Regions from separate parts of the Homo sapiens genome. Here regions 1, 2, 3 and 4 are each linked to region 5. A link is a loop called in an ENCODE intact Hi-C map of the cell type or tissue named here. Cell type or tissue: HCT116. All regions are shown on one strand.

What was found. Peaks named below come from ENCODE experiments on the same cell type or tissue, not always from the same donor. Only the 100,000 strongest peaks of a DNase experiment are listed, where the experiment ranks them.
Region 1: it touches region 5 in a loop (5-fold over the local background); 13 of 110 quality-filtered maps call a loop at or near these places.
Region 2: it touches region 5 in a loop (2.8-fold over the local background); 4 of 110 quality-filtered maps call a loop at or near these places.
Region 3: a loop joins it to region 5, with 7 times the contacts of the local background. A loop is called at or near these places in 15 of 110 quality-filtered maps.
Region 4: a loop joins it to region 5, with 4 times the contacts of the local background. A loop is called at or near these places in 9 of 110 quality-filtered maps.

The regions. Positions count from the first base shown.
Region 1 is chr9:3,438,765-3,443,764 of GRCh38, forward strand. All of the region lies in intron 1 of RFX3 (regulatory factor X3), which reads right to left. Among named protein-coding and RNA genes, the nearest start is that of RFX3, 85 kb to the right of the region's middle. In HCT116, a CTCF peak has its summit at 2,636 (motif pointing left); a DNase peak (open chromatin) is centred at 2,617.
Region 2 is chr9:2,989,103-2,994,102 of GRCh38, forward strand. It overlaps the pseudogene CARM1P1. Among named protein-coding and RNA genes, the nearest start is that of PUM3, 150 kb to the left of the region's middle. In HCT116, a CTCF peak has its summit at 2,385 (motif pointing left); no DNase peak of the experiment used is centred here; H3K27me3 peaks cover 11 bases.
Region 3 is chr9:4,373,495-4,378,494 of GRCh38, forward strand. It overlaps a transcript of GLIS3 not described here. Among named protein-coding and RNA genes, the nearest start is that of GLIS3, 76 kb to the left of the region's middle. In HCT116, a CTCF peak has its summit at 2,058 (motif pointing left); a DNase peak (open chromatin) is centred at 2,047.
Region 4 is chr9:3,165,535-3,170,534 of GRCh38, forward strand. No RefSeq gene overlaps it. Among named protein-coding and RNA genes, the nearest start is that of LINC01231, 14 kb to the right of the region's middle. In HCT116, no CTCF peak of the experiment used is centred here; no DNase peak of the experiment used is centred here; H3K27me3 peaks cover 3,925 bases.
Region 5 is chr9:2,869,877-2,874,876 of GRCh38, forward strand. No RefSeq gene overlaps it. Among named protein-coding and RNA genes, the nearest start is that of PUM3, 28 kb to the left of the region's middle. In HCT116, no CTCF peak of the experiment used is centred here; a DNase peak (open chromatin) is centred at 2,885; H3K27me3 peaks cover 4,285 bases.

The DNA.
Region 1 (5,000 bases), 570 kb after region 5:
GAACAGAACTATTATTAGGAATACAGAGAATAATTTCATAATGATAAAGTGATCAATTCATCAAGACGACATAATAATTTTAAATGATTATGCACCAAATAACAGAGCTCAAAATATATGAATCAAAAACTGACAGAAACCAAGATTTATAATATTCTGGCCATAAAACAAGTCTGAAATTTAAAATGATTCAAGCTATAACAGTATGTTATCTGCTCACAATTGAACTGAATTAGAAAACAGTAACAGAAAGGTCTCTAGAATATCCCCAAATATTTTGGAGATAAGTATGAAACTTCTAAATAAACCAAAGGGTCAAAGAAGAAACAAAAACGGGGATTAGAAAGTATTTTAAACTGAACGAAATTAAAAAAAATAAAAATAAAAATTTGTAGTAAGCCACTAAAACAGTACTTATAGGGAAATTTATACTACTAAATATCTATATTAGAAAATAAGAAAGGTCTTAACTTAATAGCCTCTGCTTCCACCCTGAGAAATCAGTACAAGAGTAAATCAAGCCTCAAGTAATGAGAAGAGAGAAAGTAAGGATCATGGTCAAATTCATTGAAATAGAAAACAGAATAATAGAAAAAAATCAGTGAAAACAAAATCTCATTCTTTGAAATGGTCAACAAAACTGATAAACCTCTAGACAGACTGATCTGAAATTAAAAGATATAAATTAGCAATTCCAGGAAGGAGAGGTGGCATCGTTACAGAATCTATAGATAATATGGGAATATTTTAACAACTTTATGCCAATAAGTTTGAGAATTTAATAGCAGAAGTAATCAATTCCTTGAAAGACTCAAATTACCTAAGCTCACTCAAGAAGAAACAAATAATGTGATATATGTATTAAAGAAATTGAATTTGTAATTCAAAAACCTTCCCACAAGGAAAACTCCGGCTCAAATGACTTCTACCAAACATTTAAAGAATAAACAATACTAACAATACTAACATGTTTCCCATACACTGCAGAGGAGAGAATACTTCCCAACCTAGGCTATGAGACCAGCATTACTTTAATACACATGGAGATATTACAAGAAAAGGAAACCACACACCAATACTTCTCATGTACATAAATGTAAAAATCTTAAACCGTTAAATCTAATATTCATAAAGGATAATACATCAGAACTACGTAGAGTCAGTCTCAGGATCTGAAAGTTTGTTTAGGGTTTCGGACCACCTTAAATGTAATCTACCATACTAAGAAACTGAAAAAGAAAAACTTAACAATCATCTAAATAGGCACCTAAAAGTATTTAACAAATTCTAACATCCATTGCTGATAAAAACTCTCAGAAAAGTAGCAATAAAAGAATTTTTTCCATCTATTAAAGAAATCTATTAACAACTTGTAGTTAACATCATATTTAAAGATGAAAAATTAAGTATTTCTTCTCTATGATCGGGAACAAGACAGAGATGTCTGCTTTCATCACTTCTATTCAATACTGTGCTGGACGTTCTAGCTAGTGCTATCAGCAAAATAAAACAAACAAAAAGTATCTAGATTTTAAAGAAAGAAATAAAATTCTATTCAGACAATATGATCATCTAGACAGAAAGTTAGCATCTATAAAATCACTACAAGAACTAGTGAGTTTAGCAAGGTTGCAAGATACAAAATCAATATTTAAATCCATTGTATATCATCTACTTACTAGTTATTAAAACCTAAAAGCTGCAATTAAAAAAATAAATTTATAATAGCATCCACAAACACAAAATACTTAGGAATAAATCTGACAAAAGATGTGCAAGATCTATACACTGAAAACTACAAAAATACTTCTAAAAGAAATTAGAGGGCTAAGTAAAGAGGTATAACTTGTTCATGGGTTACATGACCCAATATTGTTAACATGTCAAGTCTTGCTAAATTCATTTAAAGATCTAATGCAATCCAAATCCCAAATCCCAATAGGCTTTTTCACAGAAATTGACAAGTTAACTCTAAAATTCATATGGAAATCCAAAGGACTTAGAATAGCAAAAACACCTTTGATAAAGAAAAAGTAAAAAGGAGAGCTAACACTACCTGATTTGAAGACTTACTGTAAGTGTGCAATAACTAAGACAGTATGTTACTGGGGTAAAAACAAACAAACACACCAATGAAATGGAATACAGAATTTCAAAACTGACCCATATATAAATGATAACCAATTGTCAAGAAAGATGCAAAGGCATCCAAGTAAAGAAAGAAGTTTAACAAGTATTGTTGGAACAAATGGATATCCATATTTTCAAAAATGAACTTTGGTCCACAGCTAACACCATACACAAAATTAACTAAAAATGAATTGCAGGGTATAGGCTAACAACTCTGAAGCTGCTTTATATGTATACTGGGTTTGTACAACCAAGTAAATGGATGATGGAAGCCATGTTTCTCATTGTTGGATAGAGACATTAATGATAATAAACCGCACTAAAATGAATTACATGGTATGAGATTAGAGTCAGAGACACCAGTATGAACGCATATTTAGTTTAATATATATACAAATGGACAGCTACAGAATTGAGAGAGAGAGAGAGAGAGAGAGATCCATGGGTTAGCACATTTACATATGTTTCCTGGTTCTGTCTGCCAAGCAAACCTAGACACAGTGACACCCTGTGGCAACAACCAGCATATCCAGTGTCCAGGTCTTAATTTCTATATAATAAGCTCTAAAAACAAGAACCAAGACTCCTTTGAGAAACGGATGATTCTGGCGCTGGGGCATAGAAAATAAAAGACTCGGGCATCTTGTAGTATCAAAAAATAAAATGTGCTCAACAAAAAAGGTGGAGGGTAACAAGTTAAGGAGACACAGGAGCCAACCTAAAAGAGCTCTCAATGGCCAAAGCTGGAACGAGTAACAAAATAACGTAGTATTTGAATGTAATGTGAAGTATAAAATGAGGCCATACTGATAAATGATTGGAGAAATAAATGGGAGAGAAGAGATAAATATTTTTATAGAAGAATTTCAAAGAACTTATGTAAATACCCACACCTCTAGGAGATAGGACATAAAACCCTCTATAAAACTCTATAAAACCCTCCCCTCCTTGGGCATAGGCTATAATTAGTGACTTGCTTCCAAAAAACAGAATATAGAAAGAGTGAAAAGAATGAACTTTACCAGCCGGGCATGGTGGCTCACACCTGTAATCCCAGCACTTTGGGTGGTCCAGGCGGGCAGATCACCTGAGGTCAGGAGTTCGAGACCAGCCTGGTCAACATGGTGAAACCCTGTCTCTATTAAAAATACAAAAATTAGCCAGGCGTGGTGGCACGCACCTGTAATCCCAGCTACTTGGGAGGCTGAGGCAGGAGAAACGCTTGAACCCGGGAGACAGAGGTTGCAATGAGCTGAGATCACACCATTGCACTCCAGCCTGGGCAACAAGAGCAAGACTCAATCTCAAAAATAAATAAATAAATAAATGACTTTACCATAGAGTAACCTGGCTAATATTACCTTAGGTAATCAAGGTTAAGCAACATCAATGATAAGCGTATATTGATACCATATGATGTGATGAGAAAGGCACCTCTCCCAAAAAAAAATCAGAACCCCTGTGTAATCAAGAAAAGGACATCAAAAAAACAAAATTGAAGGATACTCCAAAAAGTATCTGGCCAGTACTGCTCAAAACTGTCAAGGTCATAAAAAAATAAGGGAAGACAGAAAAGCCATCAAGGATCAGAGCTAAGGAGACACAAAAACTAAACAAAATGTAGAATCCTGGAACAGAAACAGATATTAGTGGAAAAACTGATGAAATCCAAATAAAGTCTGAAGTATAGCCAATAGTAATATACCCCCTGGTTGCCTAGTTGTAACAAATATATCATGCTTATTTAAAACGTTCACAAAAGGAGAAAAGGAATGGGGGTATATGGGAACCTCTGTACTACCTCTGCAACTTCTCTGCCAATCTAAAATTATTCCAAAGTAAAAAGTTTATTATAAAAATGGATTATAGACCTAAGTGTAAAACATAAAGCTTCTGGAAGAAGACATAAACATATTTTTGGCATTTATTTTGGCAAAATTTATTAGTTATAATGCTAATAGCACAATCCATAAAAGATAAAATTAATAAATTAGACTTAATCAAAATTAAAATTTTCTGCTCTTTGAAAGACACTGTACAGGAATGAAGAAAAAAAGCAGGCTAGGCTCTGCAAACATATATCCAATAAACGTCTTACATCCATAAATGTAAAGAACTCTCAAAACTCAATAATAAACAACCTGATTAAAAGTGAGCAAAAGATTTGGACAGTCACTCAAGAAGATATAAAGTGACAAATAAGCACAAAAAAAGATACTCAACATCATTAATCATTAAGAAGGTACAAATTAATACCACAGAAAGAAACCACTACACATCCATTAGAATGGCTAACATTTTATTTTCTTCAACTTTTAAGTTCAGCGGTATATGTGCAGGATGTGCAGGTTTGTTACATAGGTAAATGTGTGTCATGATGGTTTGGTGCACAGATCATCCCATCACCTAGATATTAAGCCCAGCATCCATTAGCTATTCTTCCTGATGCCCTGCCTCCTACCACCAACCCTCTCCAACAGGCCCCAGTGAATGTTGTTCCCCTCCATGTGTCCATGCGTTCTCATCATTCAGCTCCCACTTACAAGGGAAAAGATGTGGTGTTTGGTTTTCTGTTCCTGTGTTAGTTTGCTGAGGATAACGGCTTCCAACTCCATTCATGTCCCTGTAAAGGACATGATCTCATTCCTTTTTATGGCTGCATAATATTACATGGTGTATATGCACCACATTTTCTTTATCCAGTCTATCATTGATGGGCATTTGGGTTGATTCCATGGCTTTGCTATTGTGAATAGTGCTGCAATAAATATACACATGCGTGTATCTTTATAATAGAATGATTTATATTCCCTTGGCTATATACCCAGTAGTGGGGTTGCTGAGTCAAATGGTATTTCTGCCTCTAAGTC
Region 2 (5,000 bases), 120 kb after region 5:
TAGTCTTTGAGCTATTTTTATTTATTTATTTGCTTATTAGAGATAGGGATTTGCTATGCTGCTGACGCTGGAGTACAGTGGCTATTCACAGGCACAGTCACAGTGTACTTGCACCTGCTATGGCTGGAGACAGGATTATGGCTCAGAAAGGTGAGAATATCTCTAGCTAATTCCTTCCTCTTTTTCCTTAAAGTACCATATCCAAGGATATTAGATGTTTAAGGTTTTAAAAGTAACTAAAGTATCTCCAACCACTTTAAAATATATGAAAAACAAACTATATGAAGGAAAGAAAACTCCCAAATTATTTACGCCACTCTTTTATTTTATTTTTTGGTCTCTTGTATAAGATACAACAGGATCAATACCTTATTAAAAATCAAATCTCTTTGAATATAGGAAGAGACCTTGATTATTACTGTTTCTCCTGTATTGCCCAACAACAGAAATGTAGAGTGCAATTGAGTAAAGATATGAATAAATGAATAAGCAGCACCTAAAACAAAGTCCTAAACAACCCCTCACCTTAAAAATTCATTTTAAAATCTACTAATATCTAAGCAGAGGCGTTGTTATCTATGAAGTTCTCTCTACATATTTTTATCCTCCTCTTCTCTATTCTTTTTTAGACCTCTCTATCTAAAGCTTACTAGGGCCATTAGGACAGTGAAAATGTAAGGTACAAACTGGGAGAAGATATTTGCTACATACATAACTGACATAGGATTAATATCTAGAAAATAGAATTCGTTCCTACAAATAAATTAGAATTAGACAAACAATTCAAAAGAAAAATTGTCAAAAGCCTGAATAGGCATTTTACTGAAGAGAAAGCACAAATGGCCAAAATACTTGCAAATATGTTCAAAGTCATAAGCAAGTGGAAAAAACAAAACCACAAAGATCCTGTCATAACCACTAGATTGGCAAAAATTTCAAAGTCTGACAATATCAAAGTGCTAACAAAGACATGGAACGATGGCACCCATATACTGCGGGAGGGAATAAAAATTGGCACAGCCACTTTGGAAAACAATTTGGCATTATATAGCAAAGTCGAAGGTATGCACACCCTAGGATCCAACAATTCCACTCCTGTGTATGCCTGAGAAACTTCAGCAAAGACGCAGTGGAGACTGTGTTCAAAAATATTCATAATAATACTTTTATAATGGAAGCCATCCAAAGTCTGCCAACAGGACTAACAACTTGAGGCATATCATATCACGAGACACTCTACAGCACTGAAAATGTGTAAACAACAGCCGTATGCATCAACAAATATGGCCCTCAGGAACACGATGTTGGGTGAAAAAAAAGCAAATTGCAGGAGAATGCATACATTATGAGCCCATTCATGGAAAGTTCATAAGTGATATGTTTTTAGGAATAGAAATATATGTGGTAAAAGTATAAAGAATAAGAGAACAATAAACAAAAATTCACAGTAGTGACTACCTCTGTTCAGGGCAAAAAAGTAATGCGATCAGGACAAGGTACATGGGCCTTTAAAGAAAATGCTAATGGTCTATTTCTTAAAACAGGAAGTAGGCACACATTCATTGTATTGCTATTCTTTACACTATATATGTTTACAAATATTGTTTGCAGTGTCGTCAATATTTAATAAAAATGACATTTAAGAACTAGTAAAGAAACAAATAACTGAAAATATTTTCTTCAGGACTTGCTGGAAGCAGAAAAGAGAATACAACAACCTACCCATCCATTAGGCTCTGACAATCTTTCCCTCCAAACATGCCAGAGTTGTCTACTTGTCTCTTGGTTCCTGTTTGCTCACTTACGTCAAAACCAACCATCACTCAGAGGTACCAGTTGTCCGGGCCTGGAGGAGGGTTTCATGATGCTCATCTGAAGCAGCAGCCAAGCTTTTCTCTCTATCTGTCATCCTATCCCTCATTAAAATTCAGGCCTCCTCCAGGTATGAATGACAAGCACATTACCCTGTTCACACGGGTGCACACATAACCAATTTCTGCAGTTTGATTGGGTTATTATTACATCCAAATATTACTGAAAGCCATTATTACCTGACTCTTGACTTTGATTTATTTTATAATATTTGTACACATTTCAGAATGATAATAGAGCACTACATTTAAAACAAATCTTCTCCCTCTCCTCCAGTCAGAACCTGAAATCTTAAAAAGCTCCTCGAAACACAGACACCTGTCTCTTCCTCTTACTACAACCATGTAGCAACAGCCCCTTAAACCAAAAGCAAAATTTAAAGTGAATGGTGTAGCTATTGTCATTACAGCACTTAAAAAGAAAAAAATAAATCTAGCTGCAGTGAAACATTACTCCTCACCCAGATAATTAAAGAAAACATTCATGTCTCCCTTCCTCTGCCCCAGCACCATCTGCCACCCAGTGGATGGGAAGGGAGAAGGTTTTGCTACAATTTCAGTATCCTGACAATTAAAAAAATTAATTTTTTCATATCAATCACTACAGGGAAATCAGGCTTGATTGGCAGTAACATTCCAATACAGCAAAAATTAGAAACTGGTTTTATTAGTCCATTTTCACACTGCTGATAAAGACATACCTAAGACTGCATAATTTATAAAGATAAAGAGGTTTAATGGACTCACAGTTCCATGTAGCTGGGGAGGCCTCACAATCATGGTGGAAGGCAAAAGGCATGTCTTACATGGTGGCAGACAAGAGAGAACGAGAGCCAAGCAAAAGGGGTTTCCCGTTATAAAATCATCAGCTCTTGTGAGACTTATTCACTACCATGAAACAGTATGGAGAAAACTGCTCCCATGATTCAGTTATCTCCCACCGGGTCCCTCCTACAACACATGGCAATAAAGGGAACTACAATTCAAGATGAGATTGGGGTGGAGACATAGCCAAACCATATCACTGGTTAAATAAAATAAATTATTCTAAATGACCTACCTGGAAGACTCCATCACTGGGTACCCTGAGGTATACTAAAGACCCACTTGGTAATTGCCTTAAAAATACAACCACTGGCCAGGCACCGTGGCTCACGCCTGTAATCCCAGCACTCTGGGAGGCTGAGGCGGGTGGATCACGAGGTCAGGAGATCGCGACCATCCTGGCTAACACAGTGAAACGCTGTCTCTACTAAAAAAAAAAAAAAAAATACAAAAAATTAGCCGGGCGTGGTGATGGGCCCCTGTAGTCCCAGCTACTCGGGAGGCTGAGGCAGGAGAATGGCATGAACCCAGGAGGTGGAACTTGCAGTGAGCCTAGATCACGCCACTGCACTCCAGCCTGGGTGACAGAGCCAGACTCCGTCTCAAAAAAAAAAAAAAAAAAAAAAAATACAACCACTTACCTCAGCATACTGTGCTACTGTACTGAACTGGCTTCAACTGCATAAACTGTCCTAGCTCCAGCCTGTACAGCAAAAAATGACAGGATTCCTGATCCACAACCAACATCTAGAACCACCTAAAAGGAAAGAAGACAAAAAAAAAAAAAAAAGTGTGAAAACACAAACAAGGGCTTGGCTTACTGGCACAAAGCCAGCTTTGGGTGTTGAGGTCAGACTTATTATAATAACACTAGCTTTGATGTTTCTAGTGGCGTTACCTTGGCAAGGTTATGAATCTTTGTGAGACTTGTTTTTCTCACATGTTAAATGGGGTTAATAACAAACACTCTTAGAATTGGATATAGAGATTAAATAATATGAAAGTATGCAAAGCACTTGGCACATAATTGGTGTTTCACAAATTATTGCTATTATTATAGTTTCTTTGTAACATGGATTGCTTTGAGGATGCTTAGGGCCAAGAGAAGTAGTGTCACAAATGGGCTTGCTCCACCAATTCTATCAGCATGAACAAATGAAAACTGTGGCAAATAACTTTTGGAATGATATACCTAGGTTTAGAAATCACTGAAGATAGTCTTGAAAAATTCAAAAATGAAGGGTGCGCTTTTATACCAGGCCCTCTCCATAAAGCTGGGGAGGTTTCTATGGAGGGTAGGAGCAGATGAAGGTAGTGAAGTGACGAAATTTGTCTTCCACTCTCTGTGTTCAGACCTGGATCTTAGATCAAGAAAACCACCATTTACTGGCATAAAAAGGCCAACACTTAACCCTGCATGCAAGGGGTGGATGGTATGTGGTCAACCCCCCTCCGCAAGCACTGCTGGAGCTAAGGCCTGAATCTCAGCCTGATCATTGAAATTTCAAGTTACTGTATTTCTGTCGCATTGATGCCTTTTAGTCTCAGCATCTTTTGGCACTAGCTTTGAACAAGACATTTTCCTTGGCTTTACCTCCTCACAATAACAATATGAATAGACAACATTATTATGCCGATGTAATAGGAAAAAAAATAAACCCTGAAAATCGGAGACATCGAACAATCACCTCAAGTTCAGCTGGCAATAAATAGGGAGGCTAAGAGTTGACTCTGAACATGTCTGCCTTCATGCTCATGTTTTGTATTATAATACATTGCTTGCTGACATTCATCTTCTATAAAACTGACATTTCAACACGGCAATACCAATTAGACAATGGTTGACAAGGAAACAAAGTAATATGTTCTGTTGGAAAATTTAGAAAAGTTAAAAAAATTATAGCAGGAAAAATTTGCCAAAAAACAAGAAATATTAAGGGGTGTGTGTGTGTGTGTGTGTGTGTGCGCATTTTAACTGCAATATCACACTGTGATGACACAGATACTGTGCCATTATTCTAAGATAACATGCTGTTAGTAATGGGTTCACAGTGCTCACTTATATTAATCTAGAGCTGTGGCTGTATTCCATACAGTTTCCTAGGGTTTGGGTAATTAGGAGCATTACCAATTTAAAATGTCATCCAGACTCCAAAATTGGCTATCAGGCTGTCTATACTTTTAGAAATTTTAGTATTCTCTTTTCCTCATCCTCCCCAGGAAATACATCATCTTCATGTGGCCATGGTCTGTTACAAGAACGCTCACAACTGCCATTTAAGAAATGGAGGCTGTTAAGTTGGA
Region 3 (5,000 bases), 1.5 Mb after region 5:
TTGAAGCTGCACGTATTTCTGGGACCACTCAATTTACACCAATAATCAATTTGAAATATTTAAATACGATGCAAACTCCCTGGCCAAGTTATCCTTTTGGGAGCTAAAAAAATACTTCCTAACACTTAGAAATTAATGAGTTTTTGTTATCTAGGGGAAAACATAATTTTCTTTTCTTTTTTTTTTTTTTTGAGACGGAGTCTTGCTCTTGTCGCCCAGGCTGTAGTGCAATGGCACGATCTCGGCTCATGCAACCTCCACCTCCTGGGTTCAAGCAATTCTCCTGCCTCAGTCTCCCGAGTAGCTGGGATTACAGATGCGCACAACCACGCCCAGTTAATTTTTGTATTTTTAGTAGAGACGGGGTTTTACCATGTTGGCTAGGCTGGTCTCAAATTCCTGACCTCGTGATCTGCCTGCCTCGGCCTCCCACAGTGCTGGGATTACAGGTGTGAGCCACCGCGCCTGGCCGAAAATGTAATTTTCAAACTGTGACTATTGAACAATTTACTTCATACATGGGCACCTTTTTAACAGTTACATTTCACATCTTGCAACGAATGGAATAGGTAATGGTGATGCTTTTGGCGGATACACGAAATCTGTCCACCTGTATTCCTCTATTTAATTTTGCTACTGAAGGGCAGAGAAGGACCTGCTTGTTGAAACTGCTTCAGTGATACTGCCTTCTAATTGGATGCCAGCACCATCAGGTATTTCTCCTCCAAGAGAAGTTACAAAATGAATTAGAACAACTCCCCTTCTCTGAAGCAATGGCTGTTATGGGCTAAATCCTCTATATCTTACTCCCTGCTTTATCTATCCCTGCAAAGGAAAAAGATGGAAAGGGCTGCTGTGGATACTTTTGACTGTTCTCCGGGCTCCTTGCTATCTTGAAACTTCCACCTTATAGCATATTTCAAAAGAACCAATATTGGGTCTAATATGGATAGGATTTCCAACTAATTATTGGCCAGTCTCTAAAAGAGCCCCTCACACAGGCTCAGCCTGAAGCCCTTAAGATGCCCTTAAGCCTGTCCAGGCAAAGCTCACACATGGCGGCTGTCTCTCTCACATCCCTTTCTTGGGGAACTATTCCCCCTTCCTCCTCTGTGTGGTTCCGACAAGGCTGTCAATCAGGGCATCTTGTCTTCTCCACCAGGAGGAAGAGAATGAGACCTAAGTTGGCAGCAAAGCCCTCTCATCTTCTAGATGAATGATCACATACATAAAGCAGGCTTATAATAAAAAATGTATACAAGACTCAAACGTCCAAGAAAGTCAATTAGCTACACTCGGAGAGAACCACCGTCACTTATTTATTGCACGCATCTGCCATCAACACACATGCACATATGTGCACACAATTGAATATACTATTTTGCCATCCATTTTTTTCCACCTGACAACTCATCTCGAGCATTTTTCTATGTGGTGAAATATTATTCTGCAGCTTGCTATTTACAATTTGCAACAGTTTGCCGCTAGATGATTATTTCAACCCCCCTACTGTTGGACATTTGTGTTGTTTCTAACTTTTCACTATTATTATAAAATGATGCTTTGATTGCTCTCTGCTTGATCTTAAATGCAAATCCTATCTTATCCTGACAGAACCCACTGTTCTTAGTCATTTCCCACTTTGCAAAAATGAATTTGGAATTCTTTCAGGAGTGCTGACCTCCTATAATCAGCCTCGTTCAAAAGAGGTTTGAAGGGAAGGGGAGTTACAATCAAGTCTAATGAACTCCCAACATCAGAATGACAAATATCTCCTTCAGTAGAAGTAAAGGAGATCACAAAGTTCTCGTGGAACAAACAGAACTTTGGCTTTTTTCAGGTTGAGAGTGTGGGTACAGAGAGAAAAGGGATATATCAAATTATAGTATATACAAGTTTCCTTTATACCTTTAATGAAGGATGAAAACAATTTGCGACTGTTTTATAATATAAATGTAAGGTTTCTTCTGTGTTTGTGCTACATTGAAGATTAATCTTTCTGAAGATGTTTTCAGCTGACTGATGCTCTCTCTAGGTTGTGCAATGGTACCATCTTGTGGCTAACAAAAGATAATCCACAGACACATGGCTTTATAATGTGTAAGGATGTAAAAAGTAACAACTAAGTAGAACTACACGTCCCTCCTTATGGAATGTTTGCTTCTACAGTCATAAAACATGCTCATCATTGTCTAGTGGCTTTTTAAAATATGTGCACATAAAACAAATGTTAAGAGTATTTCCTGTTGCCAACCAATAACAGTCAGTGCGAGTGGGAAAGTTTTAGAACCTTCTAAAACACTAGTACTTGACAGAAAACATGGTTGTGTGAGTCTTTAGCTCTCCTGTCGTGATAGTAAGTCATTCCTAAGAAACTTTGGAATAGTACAAAGATCACAAGAGCAGGCATTAGAATAACCAGTTTCTAGTGCCAGCTACACGTTTCATTGGCTCACTTAACTTCTCAGTCTTTGTTCATCTGTAAAAGAAAGTGAGTCCCTGAGCTGTGAGCTTCACAGGAATGCTGAGGTCACATATGAGACATATGCTGAATTCTGCTGAAACACCAGACAAAATATAAAGCCTTATGATCGTTCAGAACAGTTGGGTTAGCAATCTGGATTGAAAAAAAGTTGGGGTGGGGTTTGGTGTGCGCTCCTTCAAAGTTCTCAGGCATGACTCTGGTGGAGAGATTGTCCCTGAAGCAGAGACAAATGGTTCCTTTCAGGGGAAGATGTTAGGAAGGAAACAGGTTGGTGGGGAAAACTTACGAAAGAAAAACTAATTCATCTTTTCAGGTGTCAAGAATTTAAAGCATTAGGAGTATCCAAGGAGAGATTTCAGAGGCTGAAGATTGTTTTTCCTGGGGAGAGCCTTTGAAAAAACAATGGAAGACATTATTCAGTTTAAAAAGTAGAATCTATATGCTCTCTTTCTAAACACAAGAGCAACAGAAGAAACCACAAAGGAAAGACTGACATATTTCTATTTATGTTTAAACTTTATAAGCCAAGTGTCCAAACACAAAGCTAAAAGACAAGCAAACCTGACTTTTGTAAGTCATTAGCAAGTCACGAAAATAGAAGTCATGTAGGTAGTTGGTTCCGTCCTAATATGCCAGTGGGTACTAATGTAAATATACATCTTATAAAAGAAGAAATATAACTTTTTCACCCTGACAAAAAAGAAAGCTCAACCTATTGTAATCAAATAAATATAACAAAAACTATTAGATACTATTTTTAACCTATCAAATATGAGAAAAAAGTTTTAATGAGAATACTCAATGCTGAAAAGGCTACACTGAGATACTCCTGTGTTCTGGTGGGAGAGTATACAGGCACAGTCTTTGCAGAAGGTGACTTTGCAATATGCATCAGGATGCTTGCAAATGCGCGTGTTCTTTGAGCCACTGATTCCACTGCTGGAGGCTGATTAGTGCAATGGCAAAGGATGCAGGCTCTGAGCCAGACCACCTGAGATTGCCTCCCAGCCCCACCACTTACTAGCCCAATAACTTGGCAGAAAATTCCCTGACCCCTTTGTGCCTCAAAGTCCTGATCTGTAACACAGGGTTTGTGACGGTTAATATTAGGTGTCAAATTGATTGAAGGATGCCTAGATAGCTGGTAAAGCATTGTTTCTGGGTGTGTCTGTGAGGGTGTTGCCAGAGGAGACTGACATTTGAGTCAGAGGACTGGTAGAGGAAGACCCATCCTCGATGTGGGTGGCCACCATCCAACTGGCTGCCAGCGCATCTGGAACAAAGCAGGAGGAAGAAGGTGGGATAAGCTGGCTTGCTGAGTCTCCTGGCTTTCATCTTTCTCCCATGCTGGATGCTTCCTTCCATTCCTCCCACCCTAGGACATCAGACTCCAGGTTCTTTGGCTTTTGGAATCTTGGAGTTACACCAGTTGTTTGCTGGGGGCTCTCAGGCCTTTGGCCACAGCCTTCCCTGCTTTGGACTGAGCCACTACTGGCTTCTTTCTTCCTCAGCTTACAGACGGCCTATCGTGGGATTTCACCTTGTGATCCTGTGAGCCAGTTCCCTTTCATATATACATATATCCTGCTAGTTCTGTCCCTCCGGAGAACCCTAATACAGGGTAATAATGCTATCTTATTTCGCAAAGTAGTGTGAAGATTCTATTATGAAATGTAGGCCATCTAGAATATGGCTGGTTTTACATTATTACAAGACACTAATAATATTATTGTTATATAGTATAAGATGCTATTAATATTATTTTTTCATTATTAGACAAAGCTAGCAATAATCTGAAAGTTGCACTTGTTTAGGCAATATTTACTGAGTATTACTTTTAGTTGGGCAATGGAGGAAAAAACAGTCGTGATCTCTAACCTAAGAAGTTTTTAACGTAGTTGTAAAAAACATGCTCTTAGAAGTTCATTTAATAATATTTATAATAGCAACCAATATTAAATATTCAAAAATACATGTCTATAAGATTGTAAAGCATACCATGGATTACTCTGCAGCCAGTAAAACTTATGTGTATGAGGCTTAACTCCTTCATCTGGTAAATGGGTATACCACAGAACCATTAAAAGATTAGAATGATCGTGAACATGAGAAGACTTTGGAGATAGTAAAGTAATATACAAATGCTAATTATTACCACTTATGAGGGTGTGTAGAAGCTCAATTATGAAAGTAATTTTAATGAGCATTTACTATGTGCCAGATACTATATATATATATAATTAATCCTCAGTCTGGGTTGCCAGGTTTAGAAAATAAAATTACATAATGCCAGTTACATTTCAGTTTCAGATAAACAATGAACACTTTTTTAGTATAAGTATATCCCAGGTGCAATTATTCAATGTTTATCAGAAATATTTCAGATACACTGAAAACATATTCACTGTTTCTCCAAAATATTTAAAACATGTTTTTGTTTGTTTATATTTTTTTCTTTCACCCTCTCAGTCCAGCTTTTCCTGACTCTGGGAAGAACCAGGAAGAGAAGGCCTTA
Region 4 (5,000 bases), 300 kb after region 5:
TTTACATCAATATTCATACACGATATTGGTAATAATTTTCTAATTACATTGTCATTTGCATACTTCGTTCTCAAAAATAATTTTAATACTCTGGAATAAGCTATAGAGCCCTCAAACTATCTGGTCTTTGAATATTTGGTAGAATTCCCCTGTGAAACTATCTGAGCCTGGTGCTTTCTTGTGAAATAGCCACCTTATAACTTTATTTCTTTGATGTAAATTGGTCTCTTTAAATAGAGTGAATTTGTCTCTTTAAATAGAGTAAATTTCTTTAGGAAATTGTTCAATTCATATAGGTTTCAGCATTTCAATTCAACATTTATTTGCATACATGTTGGCAAATGAGTCTCTAATTAGTTTTTTATAATTCTTCTGTTTCAATGATATTTCCCCTTGCCAATTCTTATTTTGAATATTTGTCCTTTCTCCCTTTTATTCTTCATTAGGTTAGTTAGCAGTTTTTATATTTTGCTATTTTTTTCAAAACGCAGCCAGGCTTTAAGTTATTAATTATATCTACTTTTATTTATTTTTCTCATTTTTTTCTTTGCTTTACATCTTGACATTTTCTAGGTTTTTCAGTTGGGAATTTAATTTGTTAATTTTCGTTGTTTCAGTTTTTTAAATAAAAGTGTTTAGGGCTCTGAATTTGCCTCTAGTCACTACTTTAACATATATATTCTTCTATCCTCATCTCCACTTGATTTAGTGTTGCATATGCATTTAAGTATATTAAATCCTCATCATCAGTCCTTTAATGAACATCATCTACTCATGCCTTAATGGGATTCTAGTTGATTCTCAAGAAAGGTTCCTGGATACAAATTCCTGCACTCTTGCATATCTAAAACACACAAACACACACACACACACACACACACACACACACACACACACCAGTGCTGCTCTACTGTTGATGCACTATTTATCTTCTTTTAACAACAAACATTATGTTTTTGAATATCCAAAGCCAGCCTAGTTCTTTTTTCTTTGTAAGATATTTCATCTTTTCACCTTGTAGCTCTGAGGATTGTTTGTAATCTTTATCAATTCCAATAGTTTTACTCAGATAGGTCTCAGAGTTAGTAATTATGGGTGAATATTCCCTGAGCTCTTTCAATATGTAGATTCTGATCTTTCATTTACAGAAATAAGGTTTTTTAATTATCGTTTTAAATATGAATTTGTTCCATTGTTTTATATATCTCTTTCCAGAGATCTAATTGGATTATTTTTGCTACATTTTATTTCAAATACTTTCTTAGTCTTTTGAGATTTTTTTATTTTAAAATTTTATTCATTTTTTAGATTTCTTTTTGTTTTTTGTTATCTTGGTTGTTTTCCTCATTTTCTTCAATGTTCTCCTTAAATTTTCATTTGAATCTTTTATTCCTTAGAGACTTTCTAAATCAGTCTTCATTTTTTTGTGTAACTTAGACTTCTACGTTTTCCTAAAATCAACTTTTATTTTAGTTCTACTTATTTTGCATTCATTTCTGTTGTTGATGTTTTCATTTCTGTTTCAAAGTGGTTTGTATTATATTTCATATCCAAAAATGCTTATTTGAGGATATTTCATTTAGTTGCATTTAGTGGATAAAATTTTTGTCATCTGGATTAATTTGATTCTCATTTTCTTCTGTATTTTTATGGTGGTGATAGACCATTGAAGACTGCTTGTGCCTCTGCATTTCTGTGTACAGGGCTGGTGGTTTAGGTTTGAATAGGTTTCAGAGATTTCTAGTTGAAGAATTCTCTCTTATGTCAGGGCAGTAAAATATGGTTGAGAGGGTTTTTGTTGTTGTTGTTGTTGCTGTTGTTTTAAACAGGGCTGTAGGGTAAGGTGACTTGTCCTTTGCCTTTTTTCTTTTGGCTTCTAAGATTGCAAATGTGCTCTCTTTTTATTTCGATTCAGCATGTAGCTTTGAAAGAATGCCTGTCTTTTTTAAATTGTTCTCCTCAAATGTTACCTTTCCAAGACTTCCTCTTGACACGCTGTGTACAATTTTACCTTCCTCCTGGTTGTCAGTTTCCTGATCCAGCAGATCACTTTTTTTTCTCTTTTTATGGTGATGCTTTTAGATCAATATCAGGCCTGCTGCTAAGTCTTCCTTCTCCATTCCAATCAGTTTTTCACAGACTGCCCTGGCACTTCACAAGGACTTTGGGAGGAGGACAAGAGATAACTCATAGAGATCTGGTGTTCATTTGTGTAGCTGCAGGTCTTTTGAAGTTTAGTTGAAGACATTATTTGTCTTCTTGTTATGCTGAGAGCATGAATTTTAGTTCTTCTCATTGTTATTTAGGTGTTGGGGAAGGATATGTTGGGAGATTAAGATTTACATCATCACTATTACCTTGGTTACCCATCAAATTAAAGTGTTTAATAATATGCCACCACATAAAACATTTCTAATGACACTCAGCTGTGAGAGCTCTAGTTTTCTACCCTGGTCATAATACTTACCTCAAAACATGATTTTATCTAGTAAGTGGTTGGTGCATACCATTATATCTGATTGACACAGGAAAGCTGGGTATTCTAGAACCACAGAAGACTGACATATATTTGAGGGTCATTCCAAAAAGATGCCTGCAACCCCAGCAGTTAACCAGCTGAAGGTGAAAAGTGTGAGAGAAAAAAGGGAAGCAGAATGTTGAGGAGCAGCTACATAGCACACAGGTGTCCAATGAAAGACTTACTCAGAGTAGAAAATATATTTGGTAGTTACTCTCTAAAGGCTTTTATGAAAAGATAACCATGGCTTCATGGTTCCTTCTAGACTTCACTACTCTACCTCATGCCTCAGTTCCTTTGTGTTGTCTCTTGTCTCACTCTATTAATATTGTGTTATTGGTATCTTTAAAAGAAATTTCATTCCATGAGTGTTAGAGATAGTGGTCTCCATAAAGACAACCAGGAGCAACCAGGACCAAGTCAAGCAGTGAAGGGGCAAGAATGTACCTTTTCACAAGGTTAGGTACTCTTAGGTCCGCTAAGTACTGACATCGGTCTCTGTGTCTCTTAGGTCAAATCATCAAGAGTAAAAATCATATAAAATAACTGATTATTTTTTATTACTGGTTAGGTAATATAATGGTGCAGGCACTGAAAGGTGCTCAACAAATAATTGTAAATGAGTGAATAATAATCAAAAATTATAAAAATGACCATCAAATGTCATAATCCTCCTACTTGCCAATAGAAAATGCTGCTTTGGAAAGGTATTTTAAAGCCTACTGTTCTACATCAAACAATAAGTTACTGTTTGGGATCTGAGCCCCATGAAGAAAAGTGTCTTCTCTGGCTTTCTAAGGAACTTGATTTATTAGAAATCACATGACCTTTTTGAGAGATGGGTGTTACCTACAAATTGCAAATATGTTTTGCCCCACATGAATCAGCAAAAACCATAGCAATACATTGAAGTAAGAGTCAAGGGGCAAAAGAGTGGAAGGACCTGGAGATTATTTCCAAAACACAAACCAATGCTTCATTGAAGTAGACATTGCGAATTAACTCAACTGCTTCCCTTGATTCATCACATTATTATTTTAAAGTTCAGGCACAGGTTATAGGAATAATTTGCTCTAAGAGGGACAAGATTAACTAACAAAAGCAAAGAAGAATTTGACTGGCTTATAACAAAGATTGTAGACAAATTGGCTCACTGTCATAATGGCTGAGAAAATGTGATAAAAATTATTGGTCCATATTTTCCAAGAATAAAAGTATACTTTCTGCCCTGGAAGCTGTATAACTATATTCACTAGAACCAAGTCCTACTGTATATCTTCCTAGGAATGCAGAAATTATAAAGACACAATCCCAAACCTGAAAAATCTGAAAGGGAAGAGCCACATCAGAATCTGGGGAGGCACAAAGAAACCAGGCCATACTACTAAAATATTTCAACCTAGAGAACATATTATCATTCTAACTGGAACTTCAAAGAATCAAATGCTCTATGGTGGGGGGCAGAGCGCCAAAGAGTTCCTGTAAATGGAAAAGAAAAATCACAACTATTCCTGGGAGTCAAGAGATAAAAACCATATTAAATTGCTTAAGAGAATGGATTCTAAATATCATCTATGGAGACTGGTGGAGAGAGAGTAGAGCTGACCATTGGAAGGACTAAGCACCAGCCCTGGCTCTTTATGAACTAGCTAAGGGAGTCTGCCAATGTATTCCACCTCTGTGAACTACAGTCTCTATATCTATATTCTATAGATTAAAAACTTAATGTTCATTGCCTGTAGTTGACACGTTCTCCGCTTTTTTGATCTGCTAGCCTTGACATCTAAGAAACGGAATTCATATACTGAAGGATTTGCTATCTGTGGAAACAAAATAAGAAAACTTACTTCTCTGAGAAAGAAAAAAATATGAAATCAGAAGTGAATGCCCTTGCAAGGAAAAAATTGGCTTTGTCCACAGGAATTTACATGAAACAATTCCATGGAACTGTTTTCTGAGCACAGAGAAGCATTATGAAAGCTCAGCCTCTGGACAACAGCTGGGTTTGCATCTCAGCTCTGCTCTTTCCTCCTAATGTCTTAGACCAGTTTTTGAACTATGCCTCCATCTTTTTCCAAGTGCAACAAAGCATCTCACATCAGTTTGCAATACAGTATTTACAAACAACATGGAATCTGCAATGCCATTAGCCGGACTTGGTTAGGCTAAAAATGCGTACGATTCAGATTCACTTTCCTCTTCTCCATTCCAATTAATGGATTTTCATTTATCTTTTATTTTTCTGACACCTAAGATCCAAGACATAAGTGTTCTCTCAAGGTGGTACAGAGTCTATCTCTATGTCTTTTAAAATATAAATTCTAAACCCAAGACTGTAAATATCAAGGCTTGTGAAATATGTTTAGATGATTACTTAAAGCCAGAAAACATATCTAGTTTAAAAAAATCAATATCCATAGAGTATACTATCCATCATCCCCTAAGATGCAACAAATCTAGTGAGGCTCCAGCTTCCTTTCTT
Region 5 (5,000 bases):
CTCACCATCCCATCTCTGGAGAACTTATACTCTTTCTGCCTACCCTACAGCACTGAGGGAGTGGAGGTCTGGATCCAGGGAATGGGCTAAGGGAAAAAGATAGACAAATGGGTTTTTGTCCAGCTTTTAGTCAACTTCAACTGAGTGTAAGAATCTCAGGAGATGCTTCTGAATGGATTTATATACTCAGACTTGTCCATCATACATCTCCAAATCTTTGATGATCAGCTTCCAATCAAAAACTAGGTTTCTTGGGTCATCTTTAACACCTTATTTGGGGTCTGAGGAAATAGCCTCCACTATTGGAGGGCACTGAGGAAAAGTTTGGCAGTTTAGAGAGCAACAGATGGTAGCAGGTGAAAGGATTTTTACTTTATGTTCTTGGCCCTTGGATGTGCTTTTGTGTGAGCCAAGAATGTTGTATAGTTCTTCCAATGTTTCTCCCACTACTAATACTAAAAAGGCTTAGAAATGCCACAGACCCAACAACATCACCAATGTTATCAAAACCATTTCATGAAACTCCAAGCATCTTTGCTCACTCACTCAGTTACTCCCTCAGCCATTGACTCTGTGAGCATTTATCCATTATCTACTTGTCATAAACCCATTGCTCTGGGATTGCTGCCCTCTCGTCTACTTTCTTTTCCTGCCAAAATTTACCCATAGTCATCAATAACTGCCTTCCTTTCCTGAGACCTTGCTGTCTTTATTTCTCTGCCATCTGTCTCTATCCCCATGTCTCTATAGAAATAAGCCTTGAAAATCCCTTCTATCTCTTTGCCAAATGCAAGACAGAAATTCTTGACCATCCAATTGGAAACAAGAACTAAGGGTCGTACTCTCTCTGTGGCTTCCACGATACTGCATTTTATCTGCTTTCTTACTCCTGTAACTTCTCTCTTTCTTTGCTGTCTCTATTTCCTCTCATTATTCATCTTCTCCAAGTTGAAAGAGCAATCACAAAGTTTTCAATTTCCATCTACAGACTCATAGAGTAGATAGGCAGTGGGGCAAGCACTCTACTACACATTTAACTTACATTTTCAGTTAAAGTCACAGCATGCCAACAAGTAATAGTTCTCATTACTATTTTATTTTGTTTATGTTTTAAATAGAGACAGCGTCTCACTCTGTCACCCAGGCTGAAGTGCCATGGCATGATCATAGCTCACTGCAGCTTTGATCTCCTGTAACTTCCTCTCACCTCAGCCTCCTGAGTAGCTGGGACTACAAGGCACACAACAGTATGCCTGGCTAATATTTTTGTTTTAAAATTTTTTGTAGAGATGGGGTTTCACTATGTTGCTCAGGCTGGCCTCTTAAACTCCTGGCCTCAAGTGATCCTCCCACCTCAGCCTCCCAAAGTGCTGGGATTACAGGCCTGGCCCATTATTTTAAAGACAATAAACTCAAGGCTCAAAGGAAGTAGGTAACTTACTCAAGGTTACAGAGCTTGTTAGTGGGGAGCCCAAGCCCATTACATCCAAAATATAACCAGCAGGAATCCGTTGCCCTCTGAGGGAATCTAGAATAATGGGAGCTGAAAGTACTGACCAAACTGTCAGGGCAATAGAAATCCTGGATGGATGGAGGGCTTGGTATGAGGGCTGGAGGGAAACTGGGCCGTAGAAGGAGTCACATAAGCGTTCTAGTCAGAACTGACTGAGGCTGGTGGAGCAAGCTGGGATGGGGGCTGCTTTATGGGAGCTAATGCTGAGATAAGGAAATCAGTCACTTCAGTGGAGGAGAAGCTTGGGTCTAGAGACAATCTTACCTGTTTCACCTATATGCTCTTGAACCCACTTTACCAATTTCCAAGTAGGTATTATCACAAATTAATTCAATCCGGTGAACGCTATTGTGAGCTTTTTCTGTGCCTCATGGCGTCTAGTTGGCAAAAGGGGAAAGACCACGTTGATTTAACTACCCTAAACCTCAATATCAGAGAGACATGGTGTCCAAGCCAAGCTCTACCACACAGTTGCTATAAGGTACTGTACAAGTTATATATCTCTCTAAACCTGTTTTCTTATCTGTAAATGGGGATGATAATAGTTTGTTACTCATTCAATTGATGCAATGTCTAAATAGATTATGCTCAAGAAGCACTTATTACATAGAAATACTCCCTGAAATGTCTGATAGACTGGAGGCTGGCGGGGAGGGGAATAAGACACAGTCTTTGCTCTCAAGGGCTTATAATGGGGTGGGAGAGGGTAGGGAAAAGACCTTGAACTGGGCAGTTTAAACATTTACCCATATTTGTCTCATGGGATTTTCATGGGGAAGCATTTGTTGGGTAAATGTGTGAGATGACAGATTCTATCTTTATCACACTGAACAGCAGAATGACAAAAAGGGACGGAAATGGTGGCGAACCAGATTCTTCCAGCTCATCAGAAGTAATAAACTTCTAACAATAAGAACTGTCAAACAGCAATGAAAGAGGGAGTTTTCCAACACTGCAATTGTATAAGTCAAAGATGGATGGCCCTTAGTAGGAAATGTTTTACAAAGGCATTCGCTGGAACGAAAGACTGAATTTATGTTGTTTTGCTCCTCCCCATCTAGCTGGCCTTTATGTACGAGAGACTCTCAAGGTCAGGGCAACCTCCTCCTCCTCCTCTTTTCTTTCATCTGCTCCTACTGGCCACTCTCTCACTTCTATCTTCTTCTGAGGTCTCTCTTCTGAGCTCCAGACACATGAATCCTATTGCTGATTGAACTCAGAAGGCTCCAATTCCCCAAGACCCAAAAGGAACCTATGATCTTCCCCCACAAAACCTGGTCCTTCTCCAATCTGTGAACCAGAACTCAAAGGCATTTCACAGGCATGTCACTTTCAAAGGACTTCCCTGCCGTGTTGCAAGGCAAAAGTGAGAGAAGGTACTGTCGGTAGAGGGAGATGTCAGATAAGAAAAGAACCTCACAGCCTCTGTCAACACACTTTTCAATCGTGGATTTTTTTAATCTAAAAAAAAAAAAAAGGTTTTAAAATCTGCTATATTTTGAGTTTTGAAAAAAATTAATGTTGCTGTTTTATAACCTCTGACAAGGTTTTATTCTATAGTTGGACAGGTTCTTTCTGTTAATTTGCCTTATGCAAGTGAAGCAATTTTTGTATTTGCGTTTTAACGTATATGATACTCACAAACACACCCATTTAGCCCGACTTCCCCCCAGTGCTACCCATTGCATATGCCACCCACAAAGCCCAACTGGGTGTGGCTGAGTCTAAGCAAGACATAATCATAGAGGCAGATCTGGAGAGGAAGACACATGCCACAGGCCAGAACACAGGTTCAGCAAGATTCTCACTCTAGTTATGTGTATCACTGTTTCTCACTGTCACAGGCAGTTCCTTAGACAGGCACACGATCCAGCCATAGTAAGCGTGTGTGGCCAGCCCCATTCCTGGCTTCATTTTGTCCCCATCCTTGTGTTTCTGTGTAATTTTGCCTAATTATAGTTTATACTATATTATTACATACACTTTATGGAACGAGCTCAAATCCTTTTGGAAAAAGGCAGGATAGATGAATAGATGGGTGGGTGGGTAGATAGGTAGGCACTCTTTACAGCCACCTAGGAAAAGGGCTATTGATAAATCTTTACTGTTTCCATCGATTGATTTCCACTTAGAATTCCCCTCTCTTCTTTTCTTCCTCTAATTCAGTTTCTCTTTGCACTCATCTTCCTCTCTTGCCTCCATCCCTGCTTCTCACCTCATCTCTGGGCCAAGATGGGGTTTGGGCTGACTGCAGGCTTAACACTATTAGAACTTTCCAGAGAGAGTCCCTCAACCATGTTCCAGAAGTGCTAAGCCAGTATTAATTTCCCTGGCTACTTTCCTGCCCTTGTTTCATTTCCTTATTCCCCCCGATCTTCATTCCAGAAAGATCATTTCCCACTTGTATCCCACCCAGGTTGGCATGAGTCTGCTTTTCTCTAAGACTGAGATCAATTTTATCTTGAGGCATTTGGGCATTAACTGTCATAAAATAGATAAGAATTCTGGAGGATGGGGAGTCTTGAGACAAGAACTGTCAGAGAAGAAAGAACCCCAAGTGCTTTCTTCTGGTAGAATGGACATATACTGGGAATGTCCCGTAGTTCTGGAAAATATAATGCCCATGCGTGCCCACGTGCACACACACACACACACATACACCCCACACACGATCAGATTCATCACATTTTAGCCATGCCATGAACCCTCACACATTCCCACAAATTTACTCTCAAAGGGAAGAACTGTCTTCAACTATTCAGCTCTCTCTTTCTCATCAGGACATGGCTTCATACTGGATTAGTTCATGCAAGATAAAGCTGAATGAATCAGCCAGTTCAAAAGTGGAGCCTCACAATCCTCTAAGAAAGAGAACTTTCAGTCAGAAAACATGTAATGAGTACCTACTGCATGCAAGGAAACCTAATAGGCAAATGCAGTGAGGGTGGAGGAAGACACATGAAGATGTGTGCAAGTCAGTCTCTTAAGACTCTTCAGGGAAAGCACCAAAAGCAAAATATTTATTCAAGATTGGCGATTTAGAATCAGCAGATGTGACGGATTATGATTGTTCTTGGCATTCATTGCCACCACATTAATCAAGCCAGATTCTTTCACAATTTACATGGATACATTGTTGCCTTTGAGATAAGAGACAACTATGAATACCGACTCTCCAGGAAAGGCAGTTACCATCAGTCAAGTCCATTACTGAGTCACCAACAGCTAGGAAAATGTTTATTCCCAAACCGCTGGAAGAAGGGGCAGACCAGACAGGGAACCAGTAAGCATTTTTTTTTTTCAGGGAAAAAAGGAAAGAAGCAACAAATTGGGGTATCAGTGCAGACAAACTTCAGGCAACTCTCCCCAAGATTGTGGCCCTCAAAGATACTGGGCAGAAAAGCCTAAAATATACTGCTTATTTTCTTTTGGTTTAGCTGCAGTTGCTATATTTTAATACAAAGCTATGTATTACCTATGCTATAAA